2 separate regions of the Mus musculus genome follow, and region 2 is linked to region 1. A link is a loop called in an ENCODE intact Hi-C map of the cell type or tissue named here. Cell type or tissue: heart. All regions are shown on one strand. Links, peaks and the distances in the headings refer to the core of each region. The heading gives the core; the rest is flanking DNA. Region 1 overlaps Dido1 (death inducer-obliterator 1). Region 2 holds the start of Slc17a9 (solute carrier family 17, member 9).

Region 1 (11,928 bases), core at 2,533-10,532:
CTTAAATACCAAAGGAACTCATATCAACCTAATGAACACAGGCACTTAGAAAGCATTGCCACGGTGCACACATACGAATTTGTGTAAACACCAGTGACTTAATGCCTTGAAAGCAGGTAAGAGATGTTGGTTTCTGTGCAAACACCGGACACCCCGAATGCTCACTTCTGAATCTGATACCGGTGGAGAATCTTCCATGTCAGGAATGGTTTCTGGTTTAGTAGTGTTCTTCTTGCTTTCATTAAGCAACTTAGTCCTGGATTCTATCACCTACAAGAAGGACCGAAATGAAGGCTTCAGCCTTGGATTCTAGGTAAAAGGAATATTCATCCATTCTACAACTAGCTTTTTGACTTGTAGAAAATGGAAACCTCTAGGGCCTCAGGCAGCTATCCTCCTCAGCACTTACAGATTTTGTGGGCTTCTCTGTCCACATAGAAAGCTCTTTAGATACAAGTTCTTCAGGCTTCATTCTGACAAGTTTTGCCAAGGAGATTTCTTCTCGAAGAACACGATGGAAGAGCCCCTATTTTAAGAAGAAAAGAAAAGGCACCTTTCACCTCCTTGTTCACAAACTTTTAGTGGTGTATTTTACTTTGGGTCAATATGGAAAACAAAGCAGCACAGTGGAAATCAGATGAACCCTGAATACTCCAAGCACTGATCCAAACACAATGCAGAAATGTACCCTCAACCCACTGTGAGCAGCTGCCCTGACGTCAGCAGCAATAATCCAGCTGAGAGTCAACCTCAAGGACATCTACAGATTCTGCTTTGTCAGGATCACAAATCATGTACACAACTTGGATATAGGTTAAAAAGTTAGAAGCCCGTGGAAGTGACACACATAATTCTAACACCCAGGAAACAGAAGCGCAAGATTCTGCCTCAAAAATAGTTGTTAAAAGGATAGACTACACAGGCCTTCAAACCTAACACTGGGGTCTGAGTTTGAGGCTAGCCCTGTCCCCACCCTTCCAAAAAAAAAAAAAAAAAAATTAAAAATAAAGACAGGAATACATCACTTCTAGGCAGTGCAGCCAAGGCACTTGATTCTGGTTCTAAAACATGGATGTTAAGGTGTGTGTGTGTGTGTGTTCAGAGTCAAGGGGACACTATGAACAAGCTCCAGCAGTAGAAAGCAGGAGAGATATGATGGAGAACTACTAGGGTTGGATGACGTCAAGTGGCTGAGGAAGAAAGGTAAGAGAGAAAGTTACTTGAACTTTTAATTCCACAACCTGCAGATATCCTAAGAATTTGAGGCCAGCTTGATCCCTGGCCAGCCATGGTTACAGTAAGACCTTGTCTCAAAAAATAAAAAGATAAAATAAAAATGTTACACTGCACATCAGATATCCCTGAAAATGGTATGAAAAATTTCAAGCTTAGATCAGTGGGCATGTGATTTTTGCAGGAAAGTGTAAATTAATCTAATAAAATTGGGAGGAGAGGGGTTATAAAAATCTCTGATAACTCCAGTTCTGGCAGTGAAGACGCCCCATGTAAGAGGAAGGATGTACACTTCTGTAAATGCTGTTTGGTAATTTCACATCATTGTGAAATGAAGGTGAGGGTCTATTCTGGGAAAAGAATTCCCAACATCTAGTCAGGGGTACACAGACCTGATTCTTAGGATCCTTAAGGTTGAACATGATGCTGCGATATTTGCTCTTATAGCGATTATCAGTAACCTGGAACAAGTTAAACATCTCCTTCTCAATGTGGAGGGCAATTTTTCCTACTTCATTTTCTGTCATTATTAAGTCATCGCTGTCATTGACTCTGAATAGAATGAAAAGAGGGATTACATAAACCAGGGGGGCACTTGCCTAGTGGGAAAATTCCAGAATACGACCATCAATGCTACATCTGGGAGATATGACATATACAATGGCCCACCTTTTCCACAAAATCTCTTTCAAGGAGCGCCTTATATTTTGTCGAATTTGTGAATTGGGCTGTGATGGAGCTGGGCTCACAGGACCAAGCCGTCCTGGGGCTGGAGAAGCAGCAGGAACATTGGCAGACATTGGCTTCCTGGTAACTCCCACCACAGCAGCAGAGCCAGGCAACTTTTTGGAAGCAGCTGTCATAGGTGTTGGTCCTGCCTGCCTGGCAGAAGTGCCTGACAGGGTGGCTGAGGGCCATGGCCTCTTGGGGATGGTACCCTTGAAGCCTGAAGGCAGTTTCTTAATGGCTGGTTTGGCTCCTGCCATATTAGAGTAAGGAGGAAGCTTCTTTGGAACAAGATTCCTAGGTGAAGTCTGTCTGCCCACCAAAGAGGCTGAAGGAAGTGCTTTCTTCGGGATGGTAACTGCTGCCATTGTCCTGTCCTCCACCCTCCTGTCATCCTTCATGGCTGGAAAGCAGAACGCACACACTGAGCAACACATACAGAATAGCATGCTGACATTATACCATTTCCACCCTGGAAATAGCCCGTACAACCAAGGAATTAGGTGCATTTGCAGGTTTTAAAATTTCGAACCGAAGAGAGGTTGGCTCCACAGTATTTTATGGTGATAATTACTCCTCATTTTAAAAAGAAAAACACTTCATGTATTACATTAAAACCTTTTACTTCAAACAAGCCTATTATCAAAAGCTCCAATTAATCACTAGTTAATTTGTAAAAATAAACGACAAACTTGCCATCAAAATAGGACAGATTTACAGGATCATTTTCATTGACAAGACAAGGTGTTTTTGTGTGAACTTTTAAAAACCTTTTGGGTTTTTTTTTTTTTTTTTTTTTTTTTTTTTCCGAGACAGGGTTTCTCTGTATAGCCCTGGCTGTCCTGGAGCTCACTTTGTAGACCAGGCTGGCCTCGAATTCAGAAATCCGCCTGCCTCTGCCTCCCGAGTGCTGGGATTAAAGGCGTGCGCCACCACGCCCGGCCCTAAAAACCTTTTGGAAAGAAGAAAAATCACTCTCCAACCCCCAAGGGTCCTGGAGGTAGACACCTTTTTTTTTTGTTTTTTCAAGACAGGGTTTCTCTGTATAGCCCTGGCTGTCCTGGAACTCACTCTATAGACTAGGCTGGCCTCGAACTCAGAAATCCACCTGTCTCTGCCTCCCAAGTGCTGGGATTAAAGGGGTGGACACCTTGTCAGCAAAGGATACACATTACTTCATCACCCTCCAGCAGAAGCTCACTGTAGACATGGTTGACAAGGTTGCTATAGGGAAGATCAGCCAACCTATTTTCACACCAAAAGTCAGATGCCAGAATGGAAGACTTCAGCCTGCTGAATTTATGTGAAAGGAAATCACCAGACTCCTTTTCTTGATGAAAGGCCAGGGAGCAATGAGCACCAGATGCTAAAATGATTGATGCCCATTTATATGACCTCACCCCCAACCCACACACACCTAATTCCCTCAGCAGGGTAAAAATGACAACCAGGTATTTTAAATGCTTGTCAAAGCAGGGTAATGATGGTGATGCCTTTAATCCCAGCATTTGGGAGGCAAAGGCAGGTGGATCGAAGCGTTTGAGGTAAGCCTCGTCTATAGAGTTAGTTCCAGGACAGCCAGAGCTGCAGAGAAACCCTGTCTTGAAAAACCAAGAGATTGTCTAAAACAAATGCTAAGTCACAAGGTTTGCTTGCACCAAAACTTCTAGATGCCAGTGGGCAATCAAATCAGTTTAATTAAAATCCTGCATCAAAGGCACACAAAATGTCTAAAAAGAGGTACCTGTGGGCAAGTCCAAGTTCAGGTCACAAGATCCACATAGTTCAAGGAGGAAATAAACTCTGGCATACTCAATCTCATATTCATTCTCTCTCCTCCCTCCCTCCCTCCACCCTTCCCCTCCTCCAAGTCCTGCTTGGGCCATGGAACTGAATGATGTTTGTCTGTTTGTCTAACATGTTGACCAGCAGTCCAAGTGGTCAGATGAGGTAAGGAAATGTCTGGCAACATTCGGTTCAGGACAGGTGTCCTACCGGCAAGAAACAAACAACTATGAGATGGTTCATCTAGATAGGCAATCCTTAAACACTACAGTTTAAGCATGTATATGACTGAAGCATGACTTTAAGATCATAAATGAGGACTTCCCACCTTGTGCTCCCAGTAACCATTTCCAATTTCCCAGGAAGGGCAGAGAGCTCAAAGAGCAGAGATGCCACATACAAGGACAGCCCTCTTCAACAAGCTATTCTATATGCTTAGGGACACCATCAGGTACTGCCAGACCTGACGACCAACCTGTCTGAGAGGTAGCCTAAACCACTGCCATATGGCTGATTATAAAGTGGTACTGAGGAACCTAAATATAAGCTGCATTTCATCTGAAGCCCTTCAATTCCATCCCAGAGGACTGCTACAGGTGAACTCTATACTTGCTCAGAAGCATGCCAAACCTCAACCTCAAAGCACTTTAGGGGGTTTGCAGAGTGACAATGACATCTACCTAAAACTCTGATGTTTTTCTAGATGAGGACAGAAAATACCAAAAGGCAGATCTGTGCAAAATAGAAATTATTTTTACAATACAGTATACATGACAAATATATGGAGAAAACACATTCTGAGCCAAGGTTCCCATAGATCAAGGACAATGTCCAAGGACTCTGCAGTGGATGTCTACTACTCTTGGCTCCAGTTATATTTAGCAATTTACCTTCATATCTGACTGCTGGGTTGTGTGGTGGTTAAAAATTAGAAGAGTCCTCTGAGGAAGGTACAGAGAAGGAATGAACACTCAGATAATGGTATGGACCAAGTGCTATACGAGTGTGACATTGAACAGGGGTATAATAAATGTGTACTAGATTGCCAGCTGACTTCCACTCTACAAAACAAAGCATCACCCAGCCCTCGACAAAGCCCCTCCATATAGTAGTATGGCCTGAAACATCTGTGTTGTTTTTTTTCTGGTCACAAACAGGGAATTCAAAACCAGAGGTTCCACCAAAGACCCAATCTCTCTTGGCCGGACTACATTTCAGTTATTCCTGACACTCCAAGTATACACACTTGATGGTTTGAGAGCAGCTATACCTGAAGACCACCTATTAACGTAACTCCCTAACCATCACTCTGCAGCCTGACAGCTCTGGTGGCTTCTTTCCTCTTAAGGACGTTAGGACACATTAGGCACACTCCCAACAGTGCATAAAAGTCATGTTATGTAATTAAACTGATATGTCCCATAAATGATGGCTTTCCCTAACCATTTGCCTACTAGCATCTTGAAACACCAAGCCCCCTTCTATTTTGGGTGGTGTTAAACAGGGCAACAGTTACCCATTGCAACTGCTCAAGGGACTGGCATGTTTCTCTAGCCCCTACAGGTAGGAATAATAGTGGTGTTGGCTTAGGGCAGCAATGCCAGCAACAGGGATTGACCTTCATGATTGAATAGAACAATGAATGAATTTGCAAATCCTTATTCCATTCCCTACCCCAATACTGGGTTTTCAAAAACCTGTGGCTTGGGCATACTGGACAAACGTCCTATTGAGCTACTGTTCCAATTGAAGAATTCACTTCACTTTTAACTATATAAAAATTACATAGCTGTAACTCATGAGAGACCCATCTTACTAATAGCACTTTACACTGTGGGTTGCTGTCTCTACTACTAGCTTTCTCTGCCCTCTCGTGGGGTAAGAAGGTATTGACCAACACTAAGGAGGAAGGCATCTCTAGTCCTGTGGACTACTAGTGGAAGCAAAGGTTGTCATGACCAGTTCTTTGTAATGGAAACTAAGCTGCTGAAAGTTTGACGGAGTAGGGAAGTAGAGTGCTCCGCATGGGAACCCAACTCTATTCTCACACCATGGGTCCATTAGTAAGGTTGCTATAGCTCTGTTGGTCACCAGGTGGCAGTAATGATCCACAAAGGCAGGAAAGAGAAAGGCATTAGGGGAACAAACCCTGCTCATGTACCCCCAAGGTAGAACCCCACAACTGCATGAAGTTGAAACAGGATCCAGGTGCAGGGTAGGGGTCCACACCTATAGTCCCACCCATCCCAGTCACGCTGCCTGATGGCTAGTCTTAGGAGGGCAGGCTGGCCCCATGCAGGTATCTCACCTCCAGAAGCCTAAGGGGAGTTGCTTTTTTTGAAGACAGTGATCAAGCAGCACCTTGAAACAAGGCCAGGTGCTGAATTCTGTTCCTCAGCTCTGGCTCATGTAACTTAGGACTTCCCATTGCTTCACCATACCTCTTTCCAGTGAGGTGGCAGTGGAAATGTTTTTGCTGTTGCTTCCTAGACATGCTTAAGTATCTTCAAATAAATAATTTCCCTCTACCCACACCTCATGCACATGCCTGTAATCTCAGGATTCAGGAGGCTGAGGCAGGACTGAAAAAGGTGGCCGGGACTGATATTGAAACCATCAAAAAAAATTAATACTTATCTTTAAGAGAAGTTACCAATTTAGTTTTATATGTAAGAAAACGAGGCTTGGACAAAGCAGCACAGGCTACATCAGAGATGAGTGCCCAGTGACTATGCATGTGACTAAACATGTGACCCTGCAGAGGTCCACATCCAACTAGATGAAAATCTTTTCTTACTCATGTCCAGTATTTGACTTCCATCTTAATGCAGAGACCAACTCTTGCAAGTTATCTTAACCAATCACATAGGATCTTGAAATCTTCAGCTTAAATCATGTTGGATTGGTAATTTCTTACATTGTTAGTCACTGGAATACAGTGTGGTGAGGGCCATGTGGGTGTGTTCAATCTGCCCAGCTACGTGGAAGCTGAGCTGCTGTTTCTCAGATTTCCCCAAACATACCAGGTACAGATGACTTCAGCCAAGTTCATTTTAACCATTATTTCTTTGTACCAAGTTATTACAACAATCTGTGTGCCTTCCTAGACCCTCCAGACCTAATGGGGCCAATGCTGGAGGTGCAGTGGATAACCAGGTGTAGAGAATGCAACCAGTTACCTTAGGTTCTTGCCGAGCTCTTCCAGGTTTGTGGCAAATCAATGTTGCCCAAACCTTCTTTAAAGCAGCCAAGAATCTGATCTACGTTTACACTCTAACTTCTGGATACTAAGCATGTTAACTATGTGCATGTTGGTGTGTATCAGAAGCATTTTATCACTTTATACTAATGATTGTGGCAGGCATCTTCAGAGGAGACCTTTGCACTCTTGAGATCAGCAATGCCATCAAAAGGATTTTCTTGGGAGTGTTAACTCTGATCCACAGCTCCTTAAGTTTACAGGAAGGTCATTCAGAGAGGTGAAGGACACAGGGACAGCTATAGGACTGGAGTACTCTTAGGGGCTCACTTTGCAGGTTCAAGTTAATGCTATGATCCAATTTTCTCAACAGTGGGCTTTTAAAAGACTTATAAAAAGCAAGATACCAAAAGAATGTAACCAACAACCTAGTAAGTTTTAGCTCTATGTATATTATTCAACAGCTGCCAAGTTTAACCCCCTCATTACCAATTTTGTCCCCCCCCCCCCAAACTGGGAGGGGCTTGGTTAAGATGTGCAAAGCCGTTCTCCTATCCCCTTTATTGCCACTAACAACTGTGAAGACAAATAAACGGCTCATGCAGCTGATAAAACACAGGCCCACCTGTAGGTTTCTAGTACCCGCCACAGGGCGCCTTCATGACCCCATGAAATGTGCTCCTGAAGCCCACACCTCAAGATGCCCTGGGAAACCCCATGTTCTCCCTGCTCTACCACCCACCTGGTCGCCTGTGCAGGATGCAGCCACTCCCCAGGTTTGAGTTTGTAGGTGGATGGGGTTTTGCTTTAATTCCCTACAGCCCGATGAAATGTCATGTCAAGATCCATTCAAACACCAGTGTTTTAAGTCACTTGATGAGCCATTTAGTGAGTCCAAAATACTAATTATTGTGATTATAAGTATAAATACTAAATTTTGTTTCAAAACTCTAATAACCCAAGAATATTTTAGGCAAGTGTTCAGCTCACTACCCTCCCCTGGCAATGGGAGGTGTCAGTGGAAATAAAACACAGAAGGATACAAAAACTGTAACAGCGATATCAGAATCTTTGGAAATTTTAAAAATGACAATTGTTTCTATAAATTAAGGAAACTGTACAGATATTCTAGAAAGAAAAAATATATAAATCAGGGGAACAACTGTTTGTGAAATCGAATCACCTGCATGTGGAGGAGTGGTTTCCTGTGCAGAGCAGCATGCTGCCTGCCTGTATCCACTCAGAGGGGCAGCAGCTCAGCTCAGCTCTGCCATGCAGTCTTCTCAGTGTACATGGTGAGCATCCACGAAGAATGTAGAAGTGTTTCCAGCACTGGCTTCACTTTGAGCTTCCCTCCCTCCCCTCCCCTGTTGTGTATTCTGCACACAGGCAGTGGGGAGACAGGGCCAGAGTCCTTGGGACACAGTTGCATAGACTGTGTGGTGCCCTCCCACTGTGCAGAGGAAGAGGGATCAAAGGGGACTGGTCCCATTTGGATAGCAAGAGGCAGAGAGGAGACACTGCTCCTCACTGATGACGACACTCTCAATGTTAGGATGATATCATTTATGGGATGGGGGGGGGGGGGGGTCAGAAGAAACTGGTCTAGAAACATGTCCCTGATGCATGCTGTATTTTGAATGCTGATCATTTTTGAGATGCTGGTATGCTGGGAAGATTAATCAATTGTTAACTTGTCCTACCCTCCTGCCCTGAAACCCATCAGTTCCACCTCCACTAAGGATTGAGTCAATTGTGAAGGACAAGGTGGGGGAGAGAAAGGTCAAAGAACCCCTGAGCATAAGAACTGGTCGCCTTGTTGACCCCCTGGGGGACTCCCCCTCCCCCCTCCTCATGGAAGGGAGACAGAAGACAGTACTCAGATTTTAGGCCCACTATGTTCCATCCTCCTCACCAATCCTCCAGTGCACGGGACTTTTTATGATGCCACACGAGGGATATACTTACCAGGGTCTGAAACTGAAACTAGAGATTTTTAACTGCTTCTAATGTGAGACCCTGAATCAGAACTTCAAGAGCTGGTTTTCCATTCTGGGCACACAGATGAAGATGAACTGAGTTGTAATCAATCTTCAGCTCTCAGGGATATGACTACACTCCCGGGTTTCTATCGTTTATTGTTAGGTCTACAGACACTTAAAGCACTTGAACCCTATACTTGGCAGGTTTTTCCCTATTCTAAGAGGTGTACTTGGCTCTAAGTCTACTCATTAATTAGTTCACAATGCTGCTGTTGTAGAGCTGCTGTAACTGAAGGAACACCAGACCTCTCATCTCAAACTACTCAACTGCCTACAGCGCACTAAGGCCTGCCACAATGCAGTAGAGCATGCTAATTTACTGCATTTCTTAGGTCTTTTACATTCCCTCCCACTTGCCCTAGAGAAAGGTTCTTACTCTGCAACCCCAGCTGGCCTAGAACTCACGATGTTCCTGTCTCAACTTCTCTAATGTTAGTCTAGGCCTGCAATACCACGCACAACTGCATTCTCACTTTGTAAACCTACGTGCAAAAGGTCCTCCCCTAGTTAACTTGCTGAAAGGCTAACAAGAATGTGCCATGTTCATATTATTACGATTCAGTTCTCTTTACCCCTGTGATGCTTAAAAAAAAAAAAAAAAAAGAAAGAAAGATAGATATAAAATGCACTAATGGGGTGGGGCGTAGCTGTCAGTAGCGCTCCAATGCATGAAGTTCTGGGTTTGATCCCCAGCACCACATGCCTGTAATCCCAGCACAAAGGAAACAAAGACAAGAAGATCAGCAGTTTCAGTTACCATGGCTAGAACTGCAGCTCAGCTGGTAGACTGCTGGTCCAACACTCTGAGTTCACACCCCACAACATACATCAGGTGTGTGCCTGTAAGTTTCAGCACTCTTTACAGGTGGGGGCAGGAGGACCCCCAACTTTACAGAAAATTTAAGGCCAGCCTAGGCCATGAGACCCCCTTATCTGGGGCTGAGGGTGGACAGAGATGGAACAAAACACTATCATGAGAACACAGATGAAAATTCACTTGAAACCACTGTACAAAAAGTAAGAAAGGTGTACCTTGTACAGCAGTGAAACAAGAATGGCTCCAAACTCAGTGATCTAATCTTGGGTTTCAAAAGTTTACTCAAACTATAAACACTGATTTGAAATCTGGGGCATCTACGAGTCTGGAAGCTACCACCCACAATTCTCACTTTGATGAGAATACTGCTGTAGGTGTATGGTCAGCACGATTACTCACCATGGGATCTGAGCAGCAGATGACCTTCAAAATTCAAACCTGTTTATGTAGGTGTGTAGTATGTGAAATAGACACAAATTGTCTACCTGTCCTTTCAAAAATGCCCTAACTCATGAAAAAAATCACTTTTCTATAGAAGAGCAGTGGTGACCATGTGAAGAAAATAGGTAACGTGGGAAAACTCATGGTTTGTGCTGGGCTGTCCTGTGAGGAACTCAAGTCTGAACTGAGTCTGAACAGTGCACTGATGTTGTCCCATCTTGTTGAGAGCAGTTCAAATACTTACCAAGGCCTAAAACTGAAATAAGAAATTGCCTCCAACATGAGGCCTACACAGCTCTTTAGGAACCACCCAGAGAGGCTCCACAGGCTAGGCAGGAACACCTGGGGTCCAGAGGCATCTTGGTATCTGCTTCTGGCTGGCAGTGAGCTGCTGGCTACTATCAGCACCAGAACACCCAGGACTCTGGTCCTAGACAGCCCCAGGCAGCCACCCAGATGATGGGAGGGGCCTGGGAAGCCAGCCTTTGGGTGATACGTACATTTACTCAATAGGGTGGGCGAGAGTGCAGTGGGCTTCTCTGGCTTCTCTGGCTTCACAGCATTGTAGTTGTGGTCACTTGCCCAGGATGGTGTGCTGCTCTCACAGGCTGCCTCCTTCCCAGAAGTCTCACTCCTGGAAGCCAGCATCACTTTCTTCACTGGGTTTTCCCTTTTCTCTGACGCTAGTCTCTTGTGCACAGAAGAGATTTTAATCCCCACCTGGATAATCAGTGAAATCCCAATTATTAAGGTTTGAAGTGACACTTTTGCTTCAACAACCAATTAAAGACATATACACCTTTTATTTTAGAACCTGAAGACCCTTCAAACCAAGCTAGGTAGAATCATGTGATCTTTTTTATGGCTACAGCCACACATCAAAGAACCCTTAGCATTCTTTTTAACACCTGGGTAATGGGAAGGCTCATATCTGTCTATAACGCAGCTGAGGCATGAACCAGCCAAGATAAAAGCATGAACCAGCCAAGATAAAAGCATGAGCGCCTTCCGGCAAGGCAGTCAGACAAGCTGAAAACAAAGTGAAGGGGGCTGCGTGGGCACAAGGGTCTGTAATACCTAACAAGTGCTATCTGCATTCCTACTTATGGGAGTTTGAAGATCCAAAATAACAGTCCTAAAAAATAAAAACTATGTCACTTAGGCTTGGTGGCACAAGACTGTAATCCCAGCTGAGTGGGAGGCTAAGGGAATAAAATTCCAAGTTCAAGAACTGCCTGTACTACAAAACTGCCTTTAAAACAAAAGAAACACTCCCCCCTAAAGGGATATGTAAAAATCATAAGACTGTTTGCATGCTAGGCACTCTTATCACTGACTTATCAAGGCACAGAGCCTTGCCTAGAACCTATGTCTCTGTCTAAATGTCAAGTGCACTTTGCATAAAGCTGTGTGGTATACATCCTGAAGTCATACTTCTTTAAAAAAGCCACATGGTTGCTTGCTTGTAGTATATTCATGTTAACTAATAATCCCTCAGTGAATGGGGGAAGAGAGAAGGAAAATATGATCTATATTTTCCTGACAGCTGCTGTCCCCTGCATTGCTCAAGCAAACAAGACACCAGTCTATGAAGAGTCCTCTCAAACACTTCCTGTTTCAAGTAAGTATCCTGAAGGTGACTGTTGTCAGCTTACCTGAACACTGCATTTTGGAAGACTGAACTT
Region 2 (11,928 bases), core at 1,638-9,637, 46 kb after region 1:
TGAAGTTGTTGCTGTCATTATGACCCTGCACTGCTCTTCTGGTCTGTGAGTAAGGAGTGAGCAGAGCTTTCCTTACCTCCTGGACAGGTGGCTTTTTAACATCATTGTGAGATGTAACCTCCCATCTGGGGTAAGGATAAGAATAAGGTAGAGGAGTTTCAGGAGAGACGTGCCTTTGGTTAAGAAGACATGACAAATAATCATGAAGACCAGAGTCCGGCACCCAGAAAAGTCAGGCATCCCCCAAATTCCTGTCACTTCAGTTCCAAGGAATCTGATGTCCTCTTTGGCCTCCACATACACATAGGCAGGCAGGCACAAGAACACACACACACATACACACACGTCTTTTTTTAAGGCAGAGGAAAAGGAAGTTTTAATTTTCAGGTAGCTAATAGATTAAATGAAACAGAAGTTGGGAAGGAGTATCGAAGATTAAGTGTTTGTTTTTAAAGCACCATATAAAGCCAGGCATGGTGGCTCCTGCCTGCAATTACAGCATTTACAAGGCTGAGGAAGGGTTTTTCCAGTCCAGCCAAGGCTATATTATACATAAGATCTTTTCTTATATGAAAAAGTACCAGATAGCTAGCATATTTGTATCTTTTGTTAATATATATATATGATTACTTATATAGCTAATCACTTTGACGTGTTCTTAAAATTAGAGGGCATGAGATGTATAGTAATGGAGGTTCTCTCTGTAGGGATTATCCTCAAATACACAGGAGGCTTGTTGCATGCATAAAATGTTCAGTGGCTGTAAGACAAGGAGTTGACAATTTACCAACATTTCAGTCAGTAGCTTAGCTGATGCCACAGATACCAGTGACTCTGGAGAACGTCAAATAGAACTGCTTGCTTATCCATGGTCTGTTAGTGCCTAGAAACCCCCTCCAAGGATTTACATGTAGACTTTTCCTGTTAGAGCAGACCAAGTAGCTTTATTTCTATTTGCACCTTTTGATGGAAAGTGCCTTGAAATAAACGAGACAAGAATATTCTGGTACTCTTCTCCAACGTCATACGTAGAGCTGTGCAAGGAAAAACCAAGTTTGAAATTTTCTAAAGCGTGGTAATCTTTGCACACTAAAGATGAGAATTTGTTTTGTCTCTTGAATTATGATTTGGGTTTGGCATTTGAGACCCCCTCCTCGCCCCCATAGTGTATGTAGTTGAAGACTTTGTATAGTGACTTTGAGGTGGGGCCTGTAGAACTGAGGTGGGCAGTATGTCATCTTTATTTTCTTTTGTGCTATTAGTTTTGAAGAGGAGAAACCAGGAGAATCCTTCCAGAGGGATTCTTAGATGTTCCATGATAATGACACTGATGTGATCAAGAGAAAGAAGTGGGATTCCCTTCCAGGTTGTTGCTCTCCAGTCTCAGAACAATCAAAAGACCAAATTCCAAATGTCAGGTTAACAGAACAGTGTGTCTACACCCCTGCATTTCAACATGCTGAATTGTGTGCAGGGGACACCATGCAGGGGTATAGACTGTTCACCAGCCTTTGCTTACTGCTGCTTTGTTGACATGTCTCGTTCTGACACCATGCATATTTTTTGTTTCACAAACATTGCTTTTTTCAGATTCTTAGTAAGCCGCCTTGCCAGCAGGAGATGCAGAGTCTGTATAAACCTCTAGCTCGCTGGAGCACTCATGTGTATATGTAATTGTAATTCTTCATTGGGGGTATTTGTATCCCTGCCACATATCATCTGAGTACAGGTCGGGTAGCTTCTGGGTGCCTGCTGTGAATTTGTTAGTAAAAGTTCTTATGTTTTTCCCAGAATGGTTGTCTGAAAGCTCTTTTCCCGCTCCTTCCCTAAAGAGGTACCACAAAAGAGAATTACTGACCAGCTTCTCAGTGTATTAGAGCTGGAAGAGTGGGAAGGTGTAACTGCGTGTTGTTGACTTTGCTCTGTTTCCACGCCAGCAGTGCCACAGCATAGAGCCAGTCCACACCAGCTGGCAGCTGCAGCCGTCCTGGGCCCCAGGATGTGATGACTGTGGGGACCCTGCGCAGTATGCGGCAGCTCCCACACTGGACGTCTCCATTGCCATTTTCTCAGGTCTGAAGGAAATACAGTGAGACGAAGCCTCCCAGGAAGCCAAGCAGCACACTCTGGGAGTGTCGCGCACTGTGTGGTGGGTCGTGATTGCACGTAGGTAGGGCCTTGTCATCCCTGAGCCTTGTGGCAGTGCCATGACATGGCATTCTTCACCATCACTCACTCTTCCCTCACACTTCCAGTGGGTAATGCTAAACGTCCAGTGGTAGAGACCTCTGCTGTGCTCGAGTGTGAGCTCTTGCATGTTGAGTCTGAGAGGCTTGAGGTACCATCTGCCTATCATAAATGGGTTCCCTCAATTTTGGAATGCCATCCGACTTGAGACTTTTATATTTACATGAAAGAAAAAAAAATGTGATTGCCCCATGTTACTTCCCATTGCAGACTCTAACACACGTCTATGCACTGGGTAATGTGCCCTGAGATAGTCTGTTCCAGAAGCCAAGAATGGCTATAGTGGTATTAAGGCCTGGACAGTAAACCCATTGATGGGGTTACATATGAATCTGGTGGACTGGTGGGGCAGGAATGTGTGGTGTCATGGCAGGTATGACTATAGTAGTCTGCTCTGTCTGCAGCTCATTCATGCCCCCTACATCTATGTCAGATTACTGTCCAGTATAACACTAACAGAAGAAAACTGCAGAACTGCTTGTACCCAACGGTAACCATGAGATGTGACTACTGGGTGCTTCCTGTCTGTGACTTTTGTTTTTCAAGATTTTTTTATATTTACCCGTATGCGTGTTCTGCCTGAATGTATATCCATGTTTCCTATGTGTGTCTGGCGCCCACAAAGGTCAAGAGGGGGCATCAGATCCCTTGGAACTTGAATTATCGAGAAATCAAACGCCTCTGTAAGAACGAGGGCTCTTTTTTTTGGGGGGGGGGGAGGTTCTCTGTGTAGCCCTGGCTATCCTGGAACTCACTTTGTAGACCAGGCTGGCCTTGAACTCAGAAATCCACCTGCCTCTGCCTCCCTAGTGCTGGGATTAAAGGTGTGCGCCACCACGCCTGGCAAGAACGCCTGGCAAGAACGAGGGCTCTTAATCAGCTCCTCACATGTGACTTTTCAAGGAAGTACCTTCTTACAGGTCCTGATAAACGTTCTCTTGCCTGGCCTTTCTGAAAGTCTGGTGGAGACTCTGGATTGGGAGATTTTTGGAAGGTGGCTACTACAGTGTAGTTGCTTTTCCTTCATGTGACTGATCATCTCTTGAATCTACTCTGCCATGCATGACTGCCAGACCTCAGAGGTGGGACCTGCAGTGCCTGGAAGTCAGTCTCTAAATGGCTCTGACTTCCCCCTTCCTATAAACACATCTCACCCATGTGCATGCATACACAGGAATTATCCTTCTTGTAGGTCAGATGCCTGACAACCCCTCCAGCATGGTTCTCAAAAGTAAAACAGGCTATCCTGTCACCCAGAACTCTGGTATAGCAAGTGAGGGATACTGCTGGCTGAGGGTGACAGTGTTTCTCAGCATTTGGGGTGTTTACAAGGTTCAGCTGATGGTACCAGCATCCAAAAAAAAGAATGAACTGTTCCAGAGCCCCAGGGATTGTTTTGTGAATAAAACTGGCCATACAGGAGCATCTTCGGTCATCGTGAGGTCCACTCTATGGCTTCCTGTGGACTCAGACATGGCTACTTGAACTTTTTCTCTACAGTGTACACATTTGGCTTAGAAGGTGGATGCAAATGATGTTCAGTACAGAAATCTCTCTTCTTTTCAGGCAGGGTCTTACTGTGTAGCCCAGTCTGGCCCTAACTGCTACAGACATCCAACACTACAATCTGGGCTCCTCAAGTCTCACTTCTCACAGTTGCTCGTCAGTAACAGTGGAGTAAAATCTAGTTATTCAGTTTGAGCAGTCAAGATGACTATAAGCAAGTGAGTCAGTCAGCACAAGAAAGTGGCCCCCCTGCCAGACGTTGACTCTGTAATGTTTCCATATCAAATTTCCCATCTTGAAGTGCAAGGATGGTTTTGTCAGTTGGGTGTGGGGCAGCTCACAAGTATCAACTAGAAGCCTAGAGAATGTCTACCCCAGCTACTGCCAACAGCTTGTGATGGTCACCTCCCAACCATATGTGATCCTCTTTCAGGCAACTGTGGCTGTGCCCATCCCTTCTGCTTTAGTGACTGGGAGCCTGGGGAGGAATGCCCCCCCCAAACCCCTGACCTCAGCCTTCTCAACTCTGGCAGTGTAGCACCTCTCCACCTGCTGTGAGTCTCTGGCCTGAGATGTATACCCAACACCTTGTGTGGTATGCTCCTGCTGACCTCAAGTGTCTTGCAGGTTCCTCCACCCAGCCTACTTAAGGTCACATCCCTTCTCTACGTTTGTCCACCTGCTCCCAGAAACGCTGAAGGTTTCCTGCTGTGTGATTCTGGATCTTTCCTAGTTTCTGAAGAGCTGCACATTATAGTGATTGTCAGTACCATATACTTAAGGGCAGTCCCTGGGTCACTAGGGAAGCAAGCCTTTCTCTGCCGTCATCTTTGTGTCCTACAGGATAGCTGATGTGGATGGAAGACTGACCTGGCTTTTAGGTCCAGATTGTTTTTTTTCCAGAACTGGGGATTGAGTTCAGAACCTTGCACACGTTGAACACACGCTTAACAACTGAGCTATACCCTAGCTTCAGGTTCTAATATTTTAGTACAAGTGTGTATGACCATAAATAAAGACCTGTTGTCTGCTGGGCAGTTGAAGGCTCAGAGGGCATTCTCTGGAGGGTGGAAACTGTTGAGATTCTAAGTGCAGTGTGAAGCCTTTAGTGGGTGTGTCCCAGTTGGCCTGCAGCTGTGTGGGGGAGGCATTTGTTTAGAATAATTGGGAATACAGGAGGAATGAGGCAGGCAGTACCTCAAGGAGCCTCAGAAGCCTTCCATGAAGTGTGGCTGAGATCCAACTAGAGCCTAGTCTGTGGTCAGTGCTCAGAACACTTTTGCCCAGGATTTCAACATCAGTGACCACCTTCGCTGCCCTTTGCACCTGTGTTACAGTTCTCTTACCAACCCAGTTCTCCAAGAGATCCATTTTAAAAAATTGACTGCCTTAAAGTTATCTTTACATATTTACTAGACTAGAACACAACCCTGTGAGCACTCTGTCACTCCCCTCCACCCACCCACGGAGCGGGGGAGGGGGTAGAACCAACGGAGACTCATACACACTGCTCACCTGCTCACTTTCCTGACAAGAAAGTTATTTCTGGCGGGTCTCGGGCCACAAAACCCCCAGGGATTTCTCTTCCCCAGCAGGAAGTCCCAGTGGTAAGCCTCTAGTTGCTCGAAGGTCCCTGGCCCTGCCTCCCGGGACATCAGTGGGGCGGGGACTCAATTCCGGGGGCAACACGTCCTGGGAGAGTTAGACGGAAGCACTGGGACTGACACGTGGACTTGGGCGGTGCTGCCCTGTGGGTTGTCCTAGGTCTGAGGTGGGAGGGCACGGTACACAGCGGTGCCCATGCCATCCCAGCGCTCTAGCCTGATGCAGCCAATCCCAGAGGAGACCCGCAAGACCCCTTCTGCGGCAGCAGAGGATACACGGTGGTCCAGGTGAATTGGGGTGTGGCTGAAGTCGGGGCAAGGAGGACTTTTACGTTTAGAAAGGGAGCTGAGGTGCTACTTCATAGGACCTGAGTTCAGGGAACACCAGACTCTAGCGGCTGTCTACCAGCCATTCTGCAGCCTGCCACCTTCACTCTCCCTGGGACTCCCATGCCCCTCGCTGAGCAGCCCTAGCCCCCAAGTAGAGGGAGGACCCAGTAAAGAGACACCCCACTCCCATCTCCAATCAAATGCCAAAATCAGGCAAATGGCTCCATTGCCCTTTTCCCTGACAGTAATTCTGTGGTCTGGGAGGCAGGGTAGTGTCTGTAAGGCTTGGTGGGAGCACTGGGCTGGACAGATGCTCACAGCATAGGGATCTATGCAGCAGCTCTTAAGTCATAGAGGCAGGTCCTGACTTCACGAGTCTTCTAAACTAGGGAGGAAAACAGCCGTTACCCATCTTCATTCATATTCCGTTCCCGCTGTTTCCAGCACTCTCCAGGCAAACATCCCCACAGAAACCAGGGGCAAAGGTGGCATCTGGCTATGGGACCACTGTGAGGGTTCAAATGGGGGCCTAAAAGAGCTCACACCCTGCTCTGGTTCCTGCAGTCCTCACGTGGAGGTGCTAGACTCAGGATCAAGCCTTGGTACCTCCCAGTCACCTGGGGCAAGAGCCCTGGATCTACTGGCAGGAAGTGTAAAGAGGACCTTAAGATAGTACCATCACTGAACCTAGACCAGATGAGGGCACAGCAGGTCACAGGGAGGCACAGAACCAGATCATAGCGCCCCCCCCCCCGCCACCCTCCCCCACCGCCAGTGACAGTTACAGTAGTGTCAGACTCTGCTAGAGGAGGCACACTATGTGCCTGCCCTCACTAGCTCTCCTTCCCTCTCTGGCTTAACACCTCCCTCCCTACCCCATGTTTATCCCAAGGCCTATGCTTCACCTGGCCCCTGGAGGCACCACCCAGGGCTTTCTTAGAACTATGAAATGTTCTGCCAATTTTGCTGTAGGTTACAATTTAATGGCTCTGCCTGTCCCCCCCTCCCCAACCTGTCACCCCACCCTCACTCCCATCTTTACACTTTCTCCTGTGTAGTGCCTCCAGTTGCCTTTGTCAGAAATGGTAGCTGAGAATTCTGGGGAATTTTGCAGGGTCAAGGCCATTCTCAACCCATACTGGAGTAATAGTAACAGCAATAAGTGTTACTAGAAACAGGACCCTGAGTTCAGGGAACACCAGACTTTAGGGGCCCACCACTCACCACCACGTGTTGGGGAGGCAGTGTTCTCCTCAACAAATCTCAGAATGTGGGGTGGTTGGTGGAGGCTGAGTTAAGTAGCCAGCACATTTCCCTTCTGAACGAAGGGCCACGTGATCACCTATTTGCTCAGCCCCGGATACTCTGCGCAGCCATCTAACAGGAAGCCAGAGCTGCACAAGTCTGTGAGGAAGTGTGATTGCTGAGACCTCCAGCCTGAGCTCTGGCTCTGGGTGGGCAAGTGGGGCTACTCAGGCAGTCCTGGTCCAAGCTCCTGATACTAAAGACTGGGGTTCTAACCAGGCAGGCAGGCCCACAGGGCCCCTTCAGGAGGATGGTCATGTCCTGTGTCACCAGCAAGTACTGAGGATGCACATTCATCAGCCTGGCTGGTACCACCCACCCAGCTGAGGGACAAGTCCCATTTCTTGCCTCCAGGGTGCTGGGATGAAGCAAAAGGACATGGAGGTGCCTGTTAGCATATCAAAGAAGACACTGGTCACCACACTGTGTCTGAGTACCTATAGCTTACTGAGTCCTGGCTCTTCTTCTCACCACCTCTCTTACTCCAGAACCCTCCAGTCCCCCAGCTTTGCTTCCCCTCCCCCAACCAGCTTCTCTTTCCTTTAAATCCTCTCATGCGTTCTCTTGGTTCTTCTCCTTCTCCAGGTCCCTTCTCTTTCTTGTCTCCTCTCTCTTTCCTTCTCCTTGCAGACTCCTCTCAAGGCCCATTCTATTCTGCCAGCCATGTTGTCTGGACTCTTCCAGATAACTCTACCTGTACTCTCACATAACTACAATAAAGCCCGTTTCCTCAACTATACCTAGGAGTTGACATGGCCTCATTTTCACTCAGATAGCACCTGGCCAAGCCCCTTCCTCCTCCTTCAGTCAGGGCATTGGTTACCTAGATTTTTCCTGACTTCCCATGGCTACCAAGAAGCTAGAGACAACTCTCATCTGGAGGGTGTGGGTCTAGCTGGCTTCCTGTTTCTAACTGCTCTTCTCCAGTTAACTGGGCTGAGCAATCAGAGGTGCATCTACGGAAGAGTTGCCTGCTGGGTGGGTCCAAGGGTGGGTCCCTCTCGTGGCTCTCTACTGCTTTAGTCACATAAAGGAATGAAAGGTTCCTTATTACCTTTGGATTGTGTGGCTTTTAGTGGGCCTGCTGTGACCCTTGTAGGCGAAACAAACAAAAACATGGCAGCTGTACTGTCCTCACCGAGGGGTGGGCTCTGCAGGTGGGGGAGGGGCAGCACTTCAGGGCAATCAGGATATCCTTGAGGAAAGCTTGACAGCCACCCTGTGTTCCCAGTAATCCAATGGCAAGGTTGGCTCAGGACAATACCCTGACAAGAAATTAAGGCAGAATGGGAGAGGGCAGCTTGCTGCCCTCCCCAGTGCCTGGGGTCCCCAGATAGGTGTCAGAGGGCTCGGCCCTTCTTAGACCCACTCAAGAGAGTCCCTCCTGGGGTTCAGAAGTTCCTTGCCACACAGTGGAACCAGGTTGGCCATTACCAGAGCAGACCTCAGAGCTTTCCCACCTCCCTTGACCTGACTGGAAGGTGCTTGGCACCATAATCTGGAGACTGCTGCTGGCCCTCAGGACCCCACACATCTTTTGGGTAAGGGGAGGGTAATGCCCCCTCCCCAGGAGCCCACCTCACTTGTCTCACCATTACCCTCCTCCATTCTGACCACTGCCCATCAAGGTCCGTGCCTCTTTATTCCTGTGCTAGACCCAGGTACCCTGACTGCCCTGAAGAGCTGCCCCACCTGCAGATTCCACCCCTAGGTGAGGACAGTTCAGCCGCCTTGTTTTACCAGACTGGGAGGTACAAGAATCACAGCCGGTGTACAGGAGCAGCGCTAACTCACCCACTAAACGCCACACACTCCAAAGGTATCTGCAATAAGGAGCTTTTATTCCTTTATGTGACTAAAGCAGCAGAGAGCCACTGTGTCCAAGAGGGACCCACCCTGCATGCCACTCTTCCCTAGGTGCACCTGTGATTGCTCAGCCCTGTTAGCCGTCTGGAGAAGAGAAGTTAAAAACAGGAAGCCAATTTGAGCTCCCGGTTCGTGACTCAAAGTCTCTTCTGTGCCACCATGCTTTGAATTAGCTGTTCTTTCTGCCTCCTGGCCCTCACCTTTGACCCTGCTCCCATTTATTTGCCTGTGACTCTGTCCAGCTCTGTGGGATTCTGGACCCAGCCCAGCTACAGCCTTGGGTCCCCCAAGCCTTATACCCCAGCTAGCTATCTACTAGTTTGCCTCTTTCTTGCTCAGTCTGTGCCTGTGTAGAGGGGGAGGCCAGTATCACCTGTCCCCTCCCAGAGAGGACATCCTCCCTCAGACCTCCCCTCCTCCTCCTGGCTGAGACTTATATTGAACACTCGCCTCTCCAGAAGCCCCCCACCTATATGACTGTGTTCAAACCCATTTTATATTAAAAATCTGAACGGTAGGTTTCTTGTAAAATCTTCATGAGGATGGTTATGCAGAATCCCTAAGCCCCCACCCCATAGTCTCTCTGTGTGTGATATCTGTCCATGGTGATGTTCGCTGTACGGGGTGTCTGCGAGAAGGCTCTCATGAGCCAAGAGCCATTCTCTACCATCCTACTGTGGCAAAAATCAGGCCAGGACTGCCTACCACACACGACATTAGGCACTCAAACAATGAGCTTTTACAAAAGAGAAGCCTGGCAGTGGTGGTGCACACCTTTAATCCCAGCGCTTGGAGGCAGAGGCAGGCAGATTTCTGAGTTCAAGGCCAGCTTGGTCTACTAAGTGAGTTCCAGGACAGGCAGGGCTACACAGAGAAACCTTGTCAAAAAACAAAAACAAAAAACAAACACACACAAAAAAAAAAAAAAACCCGAAAATACAAAAGAGAATCTACTTTCAAGTGACCATACACAGAGCCAAGAGAGCAAACCTGAAATCTACCTACCACTAGGGATATGACTCAATGACTGCAATGACTGACTGAGTACTTCCCTAGCAAGAGTGAGTGAGAGCTTAGGTTTGATTCCCAGCACTGGAAAGAAAGAAAGAAAGAAAGAAAGAAAGAAAGAAAGAAAGAAAGAAAGAAAGAAAGAAAGAGAGAGAGAGAGAGAGAGAGAGAGAGAGAGAGAGAGAGAGAGAGAGAGAGAAAAGAAAAGAAAAGAAAAGAAAAGAAAAGAAAAGAAAAGAAAAGAAAAGAAAAGAAAAGAAAAGAAAAGAAAAGAAAAGAGAAAAGAAGAAACCTCTCTTGCCCTAGAGGGCTGGGATCTTTACAGGCTCAGGTGAAGGAAGTAATATGGACCTTAGGTCTAAGCATATGTGATCAAACTCACTAATAGTATCCAGACCTTCATGTCCATCATCACCGTCTTTCCTAAAATTGCTGATTCCCAAATTCATTGGAAAGGAAGAGCCAGGACAGATGAGGCTGGTCCTTCTGGAGGGCACACCAGATCTCCTGTTTCACTGCCGACCCCTTCTGTCAGCAGAACTCTCTAGGTGAATGTCAGTTCAAAACTTGGATGTTTGGGGTTTGTTTGTTTGTTTGTTTGTTTGTTGTTTTTTTGGTTTTTTCAAGACAGGGTTTCTCTGTATAGCCCTGGCTGTCCTGGAACTCACTTTGTAGACCAGGCTGGCCTCGAACTCAGAAATCCACCTGCCTCAGCCTCCCAAGTGCTGGGATTAAAGGCGTGCGCCACCACACCTGGCTGTTTTTTTGTTTTTTTGTTGTTGTTTTTTTGAGACAGGGTTTCTCTGTGTAGCCCTGGTTGTCCTGGAACTCACTCTGTAGACCAGGCTGGCCTTTTTTTTTTTTTTTAAGTTTTTTTTTTTTTTAGATGTTTATTTATTGTTATACATAAGTACACTGTAGCTGTCTTCAGACACCAGAAGAGGGCGTCAGATCTCATTACGGGTGGTTGTGAGCCACCATGTGGTTGCTGAGATTTGAACTTGGGACCTTTGGAAGAGCAGTCAGTGTTCTTAGCCACTGAGCCATCTCACCAGCCCCAGGCTGGCCTCGAACTCAGAAATCCGCCTGCCTCTGCCTCCCGAGTGCTGGGATGTGTGCCACCACGCCCAGCAAAACTTGGATGTTTAAGAAGCTTGCAACCTGTGCCTTTAATTCCAGCACTCAGGAGGTAGAGGCAGGAGAATTCCTGTGAGTTTGCGGCCATCCTGGTCTACACAGTGAGCTCCAGAACAACCAGGACAGAATAGAGAGGCACTGTCTCAAACAAGAAGAGGAGGAGGAGAAGGAGGAGAAGGAGAGGCAGCTAGAATAGTTTACATCTATAGTCCTAGCATGCAGAAGTCTTGGGTAGGGGGTTGCTTTGAGTCTGAGGTCACCCTAGGCTCCATTATTCTAGTCTAGTCTGCACAGAAAGATGGGGAGTGGGTGGAGAGAGAGAGTACATTGCTTGCTACCCTTCCGTCCATCTAAGCCCACCCACCAGTCTACCATGTAACCTTGAGTATACCAGGAAGTTATCTTCAAAGCTCTTCTCAGGAAGCATGAATCTGGCCCCGGGCCAGGAACCTCACTCTTCCTTTCTTAGTTGGAAGCCTTGCCAGGGTCTGCTCCTTCTGAGGCTCTTTGCCTCTCCACTGTCAGCTGTTGCAGGCCTGTGTGGGGTCTAGCTGCCCAGCAACCTTGCCCAGCCCGACCCCTGAGGACCTTTGAGTACTCACTGTGCTTGCTTGGAGAGACTTCTGCTCCCCCGGAGCTGGGTTCACCTGCTTAGCACATGGCACCGCAGGTTATGAGCTGTCTGCTACTTCTGGATGCCTTCCTGTATCTCCATGGTCTACAGGAAACATGAGAATATGCTCAGTGCTTGTGTTTGGGATCCTGGTGTAATCCTGGCAGCCAGAGGCATGGGCCCAGGTTCTAAGCCCTGTGAATGGTCTGCCATGTGTTTAACCTGCCCCACATCCTGAGGGCCCTTGTGCCATTCTTAGCCCGTGTTTATGTTCTAGAAGTCATCAGATTCAGTGCTTTCGAGGTTTTATTA

What was found. Hi-C counts contacts between places; a loop is a spot of excess contacts. Peaks named below come from ENCODE experiments on the same cell type or tissue, not always from the same donor. Only the 100,000 strongest peaks of a DNase experiment are listed, where the experiment ranks them.
Region 2: a loop joins it to region 1, with 3 times the contacts of the local background. A loop is called at or near these places in 10 of 42 quality-filtered maps.

What each region holds. Positions count from the first base shown.
Region 1 is chr2:180,673,066-180,684,993 of GRCm38, forward strand. Dido1 (death inducer-obliterator 1) reads right to left here. Exons shown (of 16, transcript NM_175551.4): 5 at 11,899-11,928; 6 at 10,744-10,963; 7 at 1,903-2,362; 8 at 1,626-1,785; 9 at 410-526; 10 at 166-270. Among named protein-coding and RNA genes, the nearest start is that of Gm22502, 19 kb to the right of the region's middle. In heart, for the core only: a CTCF peak has its summit at 5,805 (motif pointing right); a DNase peak (open chromatin) is centred at 5,856.
Region 2 is chr2:180,719,807-180,731,734 of GRCm38, forward strand. It overlaps Gid8 (GID complex subunit 8), which reads left to right. Exons shown (of 5, transcript NM_001289652.1): 5 at 1-1,793. Slc17a9 (solute carrier family 17, member 9) reads left to right here and starts at 5,533. Exons shown (of 13, transcript NM_183161.3): 1 at 5,533-5,645. The coding sequence starts at 5,554. Gm30455 (a long non-coding RNA gene) reads right to left here and starts at 7,471. Exons shown (of 2, transcript XR_003953988.1): 1 at 6,912-7,471; 2 at 1,851-6,072. In heart, for the core only: no CTCF peak of the experiment used is centred there; DNase peaks (open chromatin) are centred at 5,435 and 7,045; H3K4me3 peaks cover 914 bases; H3K27ac peaks cover 854 bases.